Linked DNA regions of Mus musculus: region 1 is linked to region 2. The links are chromatin contacts, found by Hi-C or POLR2A ChIA-PET in ENCODE. All regions are on one chromosome and are shown on one strand. The core of a region is the stretch at or near the end of the contact, and the rest is flanking DNA. Distances in the headings are between cores, read along the strand shown.

Region 1 (5,216 bases), core at 2,411-4,910, 45 kb after region 2:
CACAGACATGTAGGCAGGCAGAATACCAACACACATAGAAATAAATCTCAAAACAAACAAAACAAACAAAAATAAAAAACAATAATAAAAATTTCAGAAGATTTGGTAATGTCTGTCAAAACTGTTGGAGTATTTAGGAGAATTTCACAGTCACTCTACTATGTCAGAGTCTTAGGTCTGAGAACTGCCTTCCTAAGACGGCTTTGCTTTCTGCTGGGAAAGGAAAGGGATCCGTGATCTGAGAATTTGGCTCGCGACACAGCCTTTGCCTAGCGCCTGTAAGGACCTGAGTTCATCGAGGGTGTATGTGTGAAGATTTGAGTCTTTTGATTCCTAAATACAGTTTAGAATACCAAAGATGGTCTGGCAAGATGGTTCAATGAGCAAAGGTGCTTACAGCCTGAGTTCCATCCCGAATATCCACATATTGAAAGGAGAAAAACAGTTTCTAAAAGTTGTCCATAGACTTCCACATGTGCTGCGGGATGTATTTATACACACACACACACACACGCACACGCACATACACGCACACCACATACACGCACACCACACTATACATATATATGTATATTTGTAATTTATTTTAACTCATTTTCAGAGTTTGTTTTGTGCTTTGCACTGACACATCTCAAAAGTAACACAGTGGCCGCCATATTGGACAGCATAAAGCTGAGGGAATTAATTAGCTAGAATTAATTAGTAAGGGAAATTTATTATTTAAAAAAAATGTTCTCTCACACTTGGTTGGCTCAAAGGCCCCTTGAAATTATCACACATAAATATATAAATATAAATAAAACAACACTTATATTTACTAATAAGAAAAATAGATTATTTTTTTAATTAAACAATTCCTGTACGTATTGTGCTGGGTGTCAAGAAGGGCCTCTTGCCACAGAGTGGTATCTCTAGCCTGAAGAATTATCATTTTAAAATACTTACAAACTGCCTTTTCAGGACCCAGAAGACTTTACCCAGTAACTGAGAAAATGAGGACCAGGGAAGGGCAGGAGCTCAGGTATTGGTGAACTAGAAACACTGGGTGAAAACTCGTTTCCTAACACCATCCTCCCTCCAGTTAGCTTCTAGTTCACATCTCGGTCTCTTTCCCACCTTGGATGGAAACCAAGGCACAGAACGGGGCCCAGTGGGTCTGTCTCCCTAAGTCCTGGTCACCCAGTCACACACAGGCCTTGCAGAGGCAAGCCGCTGGAGAAAGCAGTACGAGACTCAGAACAGAGAGCTAGGTACCAGCCCTAGACAGAGGAGAGCTCGGTAGCTCCTAGGAGAGCTGGCATCCACCAACCCCTGGCATTCGCCAGCCCCTGACACCCAGAATAGAATTTAGATCACTCAAGTTTGAACACTGCTCCCGGGCAGAAAGCTCCAGAACTCTCTCCTGGGCTTCGCTCTCCTGCTCCATTTCTTCTTGTTGTCCATCACTTTTTCTACATTTTCTTTCTCTTTGCTCTTAACATTCTTTCCTCAAGCACATGTGGTCCAACACAGATCTGCCACCCTGTACACAGTTCCACAGATCTGTGCCCAGCCAGGGGGCCTGCTACATCAGGCAAAAAAGAAGGAACATTCAGGCCCTGGGCCCAGAGACTCAGCCTCCTAGACATCACCATGAGGGAGACATAGTGTCACTTTAGGGTGCAGTTTTCCTTACACCTGCAAAGCTTGTCCTCTTGGGACATTTCTCCATGGGACATAGACCATCAGGCACTGATGAAAGAGCATTGACCAATGAGGAGCCTGTTCCCTGCTCCGAGTGACTGACAAATTCTGAAGAAAATAACAGTTCGGAACCAGGATGTCCTTACCCACCTCCCTCGTTACCCCTCTAATTGGGAGAGCAGAATGGCGTAGGCCTTAGGCTCTAGGGCCTTGGTGACACCATTTCAATTGCCTCGAATTGGGTTCTACCACCATTTATTTTTAGGCTTTCCTCATCCCTTTAATTTCTGGCAAACGAGAAGGCTTTTCCACTTACAACATAACCAATTTTTTTCTTTCAAAACTAAACTTCTATCAGTGACTAAAAGCGGGTCAACTGACATCAACCCAGGGACAGGAAGGAGCTGAGGGAACTGATACTGTGCATGGGCCAGGTGCAACCCATACCTAAGGGTAGGCTCTCTGGAGCCCGCCTGCTGCTGAGGTCTTACCTTCCCATAGGCATCACTCTGGACCCATCATCTCAGACCAAGGACCTCTCAGTTTCAGCCCAAAGGGCTCCGTGCTCAGCTCAGCCCCAGCCCTCATCCATACTGGGAAGCAGTGGAAAGAGAAGGAGCTGGCTTGTTTGGGGCCCCGGTCTTAGCGGTCAGCAGACCTTTTCCTTTAGGACTTAAGCCTGATCTTGTGTCAGGCCTCTTAAGAGAGGCAGAGGTGGTGGCACTGATGGATAGGAAGAAGCAGAAGGCCTTGCCGTCGGCCTGAGTAGAAGGAGGCTGAGCTCCGAGAGCCAGTGCTTTGGAAACAGCTGGTCAAGAAAGGACAGCAAAAGCCCAGGCCTCTACTGGGCAAAACACATGCCAATTAACACCAGGGGACTTGGATGAAATGCCTGAAGATCCAGACAGAAAGAAGACACTTCAGAACTCCCCGAGTGCTCATAACCTCTGACCAGCTTTATGTCCCCATCCCTCTGCCTGGGCTCCCCTTCTGTAAGGCAGACCTAACTCCTTAGACCCTAAGTCTGTTTCTATACCATCTTCCTACCCTGAAATGTGAATGCCTGCCATGTACAGGGATTCCTGAGTCTCTGTGTATTGCCTGTTTCTGCTAGCTTGGCCTGTGCACTCTATCAAGTATCTGGCGACCTTGGGCCTTTGCTCCAGAACCCTAGTCCAGACTATGCAAGACTACTTCAGCACTTAGCAGCTCAGGAACTCAAAAGCCTTCTTGATCATTTGTGTCTCAAATTCATCCAAGAGGTTGAACCGAAGTCACTAAGAGTGAAGTCCCCTGGGTCTCCCTGGATTCTGTCTCTGGTCCTGGTGAACCCCACTCTGGGACTTAACATGGAAAATACTGATGCTGGCTGGTCCTCCCTCTCAAAGGAGTCGTTCCTTCCTTCCTGTGAGATGGTAAGAAGGTGGGAGAAGCGGGTGCTTCCTGCACCTATGGATGCGTGGGGAGCTCCTTCCTCAGACCTAGGCCCCAAGTCAGGCATGAGGTTCGTTCACCTCACTCCCAGGAGGCCTTTTATGATGAGAGCATCATCCGGCCCTTTAAGGGGTCCCTGCGTCACCTCAAGCCCCAAGCTGTTGTCACACCAGGATGGTCTTAGGTTAAAAGGCTCTACAAAGGTGGCCATGAGGAAACAGCTAGCAAGGGGCCAAGCAGACAGAACCCGGGTCCCCTAGCACGAGCTGTAGGAGGTGACAGAAGAGATCTACCTGAGAGAACTGCTGTCAGCAATCCAGCGATCCCAAGGAAGAGCCACATGTCTGGTGCTGTCTCCACTGCTACTCACGCCTGCCCATAGGAAGTGCCATCCTGGTTCCGGGAGACGGTTGTGCCACCGATGGCTTGTCTCACCCGTGGTGCCCTTTCTGTTCTTGTTCTCAGTGCCCTGTGTGCTGCGCACTCTCTCTCCTACACACAGGCCCAGCCTGTGAGTGTCTCACGCCTCTACCTTCTGCTTGTGGTTTTGGTCTCCAGGAAGCCAGGCTGTTGTAACAGGGGTGCTGTTACAGGGCTGTTGGGGTGGGGGAGCCAAGCTACCTTCCATAAGCCCACCAACCAAAGTGAACCCTAAGAATCACAGAGGCCATGTCCAATGAACGCATCCCTGAGGGTCTTCCAAGAAAGACAAAGAGGCTGTGCCTTCTTTCCTGGACACAAAGAGACAGCTCATTCCCAGAGATGCTCTAGTAACTGGTGCTAGAAGAGTGAATTAATGCGCCCCTGCTGCCCCTCCCACAGAATCCAGCTCTCATGGGGTTGCATTCCAAGGTTTGTGTTGTCCTTGGGAATGTGGTGACTAAGAGGCAGGAGGACAGAGTCTTGATGGACTCTTCTTTTGCGTGTGTGTATCGAGGGGTATGTCAGGTGTGCCGTGTGTAGTGTGTGTGCGTGTATGTGTATATATGTATGTGTGTGAATATGTGTGTGTGTGTGTTCATTCATGTGTGTGTATGTTTGTGAGAGAAAGTATGTGCATGTGTGTGCATGTGTGTGCAAGTGTGTGTGTGAGCATATGGTATGCGTAGTGTATATGCACATGTATGAATGTGTGTATCTATGTGTGTGTATATTTGTGCGTGTGTGTGTGTGTCTGTGTGTGTGTGTATGTAAGTTTGAAGCTGATGTCAGAGTAGTCTTCTTCAATTCAATTGTTCTCTGTTATTTATCGAGGTTGGGTCTCTCACTGTATCTAGAGCTCCTGATTCCACAAGTTTAGCTCGCCAGCTTACGCTGGAGGTCCCCATCTCTGCCTCCTAAGTGCTGGGATCTCAGGAGGCTGCCATACCTGCAGGGCTTTTGTGTAGGTCCTGACAGTCTGAGCTCTGCTTCTCATGCTTCTTTGGCAAACTACTGAACCATTTCCCCAGTCCTGGGGTGCACGTAGCAAGGGCCTAAGCTTTTCCAAAGGAAACCCCAAAGAATAGGGGGTCTCAGAGAAGGACTCCCCCCCACCTCCACGTGCCCCAACCCAGGTGGGAGTTGCACAGAGGTGCCAAAGAATCTGGATCCCATCTTTGAGGACTGCTCGCTGTTTGTGTCCTGGGCAAGAGGGCAAGCGGAGTTTCAGCAGATGGCTGTGCAGGGAGGCTGCTGGGGAAGGAAAAGATTCGGGAGGAAAGGGCTAGAGCGGGAAGGACCAGGCTGCCTAGGCGTGCTGAACCAGGCTAGAAAGTAGACTGTGCATTTAGCTCACCAATGAGCCCCCCCTCGTAACACATAGTAGGTGTTAAATAGGTTTTGTTGAGAGAATGTGGGAATGGATAATTTGTCTCTAAGCAGAACCCTAGAGTCTAGAAAGAGACTGGTTCCAGATTCCAGCCATGCCTCATACAACATTTTTTGGTACTCCACTTCCTCCATTCTAGCTTGTTTTCATTTCTCCACTTGTGTAATGGAGAGGATTTCTCCCACTAGTAGGAGTGTCCCACCAGCTGAGGGGGATATCTGATGTGGCAAATTGGGAAGCCATAGTGAATCAGGCTCCTCCCACAGTGAGACCCCGCCCATCTCAGAGG
Region 2 (4,881 bases), core at 1,654-4,153:
ATGGTAGAGCTGCAGAGTTTGATAGCTACAGTGACTGTAGCTATCAAATCCTAAGGTATTTTTTAGTCCCCTTGCCTGGCTCCTGACCAATAGCCAAACCCGCAAAAGTGCATTGTTTGGATAACATAGTCTCTGTGCTGTGATTCAGCTAAGAGTTTAAGAACTCTAAGAAAGCAGTTTGTGTTCAGGTATGCGTGACCAGCATCTCCCAGGAGAAGCCATCTTTTAAACCAACTCTAGAGAAGGCAGGCCTCTTACTGAAGACGGAGCAGGGACTAATGGCCCCTCAGTAGGCATTGGCGTTGGCTGTGGACATTTTGGGAAGGAGCTCTTCCAGAGCCTTCAGTTTCAGCGTTTGTAGCCGACAGATGAAAGTTTGTATGAGTCCATGTGTTCACTTACAAACACCCTGAGGTGTCCCTGGATGCCTTCCGTGGCCCCTTCTCAGGTTACAAACTTCCTGGACCTGTAGCAGCCTCAAGGAAGCCAGACACAGCAAACTGGAAGGGTGCTATACCCTGCCAGCCCCACCCTGGTACAAGACTTGAGGACTGGCACATATGTCTGTCACCCACTCCGTGGTCAACCAGGGCAACTTAGTGAGACTCTTGACTCCAAAAACATAAAATTTTTAAAATGAAGGAAAGGTTGAACTTATAGCTCAGTGGCAGGGCGCTTCCCGGATGTGTGTGGGTCATGGGTTCACCCTCAGCATTGCCAGACAAATGCTCATCTAGAGATTGACTGGCCTCTGGATTGCCAGTTGGAGGCCTTAAAGAGGGGAAAGTCTATACTGTGGACTCATGTCTCAGCTATGGCCAGTGAGACTCTCTCAGCATCAGTGACTTCGTCTCCAAAGCTGGGCAAAGTCCTGGAATTTGCCAGCAATCCTTGGGCCTCAGCCGCTCCTCTAGAGAGAGGAGAGGGTGATGTGTTGCAAAGCCTCTCCTTAGGACACTGCATCTCTGCTGGCTGAGCCTCTTGGTAATGGTTTCTGCTGATGCTGAGGTACAGTTGGGTCTGGTAGATCCGAAGCCCCTATGGGAGCTCTGTCCCTCAGTCACTCCTGGAAGTGAGGGCTGGGCCACTAAGGTTATGGGCCAATGAGCACTCTTCCCTTGAGTGCTTGAGATGTTGCCAAAGGTCCCTTTGTAACTCCCCTCCCCCAAGGAAGCCTCTCAGACCAGAGGTGCACTGCATCTATAGATCCAGATCCTGGAGGGGGTGGCTGCTAAGATGGTGACGATAAAACTGTTGCAGACACATAAAGCTTTGCTTTCTGTTTTTTGTGTGGGCACTGTCCTGGTGGGGGGAAATCAGATGTCCTTGAATGGGTTTATTAGAGGGGTTCATTGTCTTGCCACACCCTTGGCGCCTGAGCGGGAAGAGAGGCTGACAGTGGTAAGAGAGGAAGTCTCAGACTCAGTCTGGGCTGGGTTTGAGTCTTTCTGGGGCTAATAGCTATGACTGCCACTGAGGGTTGTTACACGAGCAAGTTAGAGAACAGAAGAACGAGGAGCCCTTGAACATGAACAGGTGACATATTTGCAAACTCAATGAAGACTGTGAAGAATGTGGGAGCAGAGGGGTGGCTTTGGCTTCTGTTCTATATGAGTTTAGTACAAAAACCATTTCTCAGCTGGCCGTGGTAGTCCAGGCTTGCCATCCCAGCACTTTGAAGGCAGAGACAGGAAGGTCATGAGTTAGAGTTAGCCTGGGCTTCATAGTGAGAGCCTGTCTGTTGTCCTCCCCTGTTTCTCTCTGCTTTTGGGACAGTAGCTTATGTGTCTCACTCTGCTCCTTTGAAGCCTCACTTCTAATTACTTTTAATTAGTTCATGTTGCTTAATTAAAAAGTGATGAACTTGGGGACCTGCCTGGTCAGATGTGTTACTCAGAGCTCTGGCGGGGCCTGAGTGCCTACAGCCTGGAGAAGGACACCCGAGGGTGATGTCAGCGAGCTTCAAATTAAGAAGGGGGCAGGGAGGTGTTGGAGCTGGGGGATGATGACAATGGGTTCTTGTTTTAATTTGGAGCAGGAGTGAAAAAAGGCAGTGACACTCATCTGTGACGTTTGAAAAACCTTTGTGGGACACAGATGTTCAGGTAGAAGAAGGGTAGCCTATTTATAGAAAGACATGTCAAAGGAAGAAACAAGCCTGCTTCTTAAACAAAGAGAGACAATTAACCTAAGACCTTCCCTGGCTGCACACACAGTAGGGTAGATGCCTTGGAGGTCACGTGGGCCAGATGGTCCTGGGCAGCCCCACATGGAGGCTAGTCTAGTTCTCTATCCCACCCCTTCCTTGTGGGTGATGAGGGTGCCTCAGGGCTGTGCGAGGGCATTTTTCTGAGCTGGCTACTGGCTCATGCTCAACTTTCACTGAGTTTGGTCATCAGCGGGTTTCTCTGCTCTGACTACCTGAATTAGCATCTTTGTGTCTCCATTGGTCCTTGTAGAGCAGTGTTCTCCAAGCGCACTTAGGAAGGTGGTGGGCAGCAGGCCTTTCACCTGCAGATTTGGGTAATTGAGATGCAGCCACTGTGGAGCAGGGTATCAGCCTGCCTCTCCTTCACAGGGGACTCTGCTGTAATGGGGCGAAATCTCCTAAATCCAGACTGTGCACTTAGTGTCTCATATGTATCTTTTTCCTTCCTTCATTAATTAATTTATTTACTTTACCTTCTGATCCAAGCTTCCCTCCCCTTCTCTCCTCTCACTCCCACCCCCACCCCTCCCAAAAAAAGCAAACAGGACTGGTAAACTGTAGCTTCACAGTGGAGACAGCTGTCGGAAGCCACTTCAGGCAGACATACAAGGTCAGCATCTGTCATGGTGACTGGCAGTGTGTGCCATTGGCACAGGTTGAAGATGCCAGTCATCCCTAGGTTTTGGACCCAGACTCTTGGTGAAGGGATTGGAAAAACAGATCAGGCTGATTGCTATTGGCCTTGAAGTCTCCATCCCCCTCCTCAGCTCTCTAGTGCTGGGATTACAGGCTTGTCCTGCCACGCCTGACTGCTATTCTCTTAATTGTGATAAATTCATGTTGCTTGCGCAAGTGGCTCATAACAGGAAAGTGAGCCCAGGGTGTAGGGAAATTTTCTGTGCCATCTATGAAAGTCTTAAAATAATTTAAAATAAAAGTTGTTTTTAAAGGGAAATATGGCCCGAGGCAGATGGCGAGAAAGCTGCGCTGGCGGCCAGAAGGGATCGGAGCCAGCTGGAGCCACGAGTCAGGGCAGACTCTCAAAGCTCAGTTTCCTTGGATGGTATGTGTGTGAGAGGAGGTTGGGGCTGCCCCCTTGGCCTCTGAGCTGATGGTTTTCTTGCTTCCTCTTCAGCTCTCCATCTAGCCCTGAGGCCGACACCCTAAACTTCTGGGACCCCAGGAATGTGGGATTCAGAGAGGCCAGTTCGGCTGGAGACAGTTCCACACCAAGGATGCTTTTCCCAAGGACACAGTCCCTATCTTCTAGGTGCCTGGACTCCACACGTGCCGAGTGCTCCTGAAATGAAGTTCTAGAACCTACAGCCACTGGACAGGTCTCTAGTGGAAAAGCAATGCCTGTGAGTTTGCTTGGGCTGGCCTTGAACTCACTATATAGTTAAGTATGATCATGAACCTCTCATCCTCCTGCCTCAGGCTCCTGAGTGTTGGGATAACTGGTGTGTTTCCTAAAAGCAAGACTATTTCTTTACAGACTCCGGCATACGTTCAGAGCATGAAACTTGACCCTGATTGCATCCTGTTACTTGACTTGTAAACCTCACTCTGTTTGTGCCTGCCCATCAATGCCTTCTTAGTAAAGGAAAACCCTAGCACCATGGCTGCCTCTCTCAGGCCCCTCTGAGAGGAGGCTGCCCCTGAGTCTTTGTATTTTGTCTTTCAAGAAACACATGTTGGATGCTTTGTAAAATGTCAAAGATCCCATTGAAAATAAATTTATTTTTATTTTATTTTCTACACAATGAGTTTAAGGAAAATCTAGTAAGGGAGCCAGAGGAGCAAGCAGTTCACAGATAAAATCTTGAAGACACATGGGGGGAAATGGGCCAAGGAAGTGCTTTGAATCAATGGCAAAGTCACTCAGGGTCTTCACAGGGTAGGGCCCAGAGCAAGTGTCACGTCTGTCATCCTCCCTAGGGAGCTCCCTACTGCCAGAGCCTTTGCAGCTCCCATTAACAGGGCAACCTGGCTGTGGTGGCTCTGCACTGGCTGTCCCCATCGTGTGTGTGTGTGTGTGTGTGTGTGTGTGTGTGTGTGTGTGTGTATGTGTGTGTGAATGTGTGTACAAGGCTGACCCTAAGCCCCGTGAGAGTTGGCTGAAGGGTCAATAGTCCTGCCCGGTACAGGTCTCCCTGTTGAATGTCTGTGTCTATAACTGGTCCCTCCTGCCGCTTCAAGCTACAGAGAGGTGAAAGGACTGAGGGCCGAGGCAGGAGGCATAGAGCCAAGTTTAGGGGTTAGGATTCTAGCCAGAGGTGGGGCCACAGGTCTGGGAGAGTAAAGGGTGGCCATTGAGGTCATGTCACAAAGGGGGTCACCGTGTTGTGACCAAGGATTAGGGATTAAGGGGCGCTATAGTATGGGTATTTTTGGGTCCTGTTCTCAGAGGCACAGTGGGTACCATACTTGGAGGGCAGAGGAAGGTTAAGGGGAAGGATGGAAACCAGGTGAGGGAGTAGAGGTCAGGGAGGAAGGGAGGAAGGTCAGGGAGGGATAGAGGCTAGGGGAGAGATGAAGGTCAGAGGAAGGATGGAGGTTGGGGAGATGGAATCCAGGGAAATGCTTGTTGCACCCAGTCAGGGAGACTGCAGGCCTGGGTTGGAGCTTAGCCACAGCTCCTTGACCTGAAGCCCAGCTGTCTGGAGGGTGTT

What was found. Hi-C counts contacts between places; a loop is a spot of excess contacts on that map. ChIA-PET counts read pairs that join two places held with the same protein, here RNA polymerase II (POLR2A).
Region 1: a map of T-helper 1 cell shows a loop between it and region 2 (2.1-fold over the local background). The contact joins the promoter of Cd6 here to the enhancer-like site in region 2. A Hi-C loop is called at or near these places in 2 of 37 maps with a recorded cell type or tissue (T-helper 1 cell and left cerebral cortex). POLR2A ChIA-PET finds 5 or more read pairs at or near these places in 1 of 5 experiments (Patski).

The regions. Positions count from the first base shown.
Region 1 is chr19:10,826,398-10,831,613 of GRCm38, forward strand. It overlaps Cd6 (CD6 antigen), which reads right to left and starts at 3,661. Exons shown (of 13, transcript NM_009852.3): 1 at 3,411-3,661. The coding sequence starts at 3,459.
Region 2 is chr19:10,782,074-10,786,954 of GRCm38, forward strand. A430093F15Rik (RIKEN cDNA A430093F15 gene) reads left to right here. Exons shown (of 4, transcript NR_027805.1): 2 at 1-1,008; 3 at 3,160-3,272; 4 at 3,345-3,970. Among named protein-coding and RNA genes, the nearest start is that of A430093F15Rik, 44 kb to the left of the region's middle. Within about 2 kb of position 2,904, at least 1 of the 3 ENCODE cell types and tissues checked has a DNase peak (open chromatin) inside an H3K27ac peak, as active enhancers do.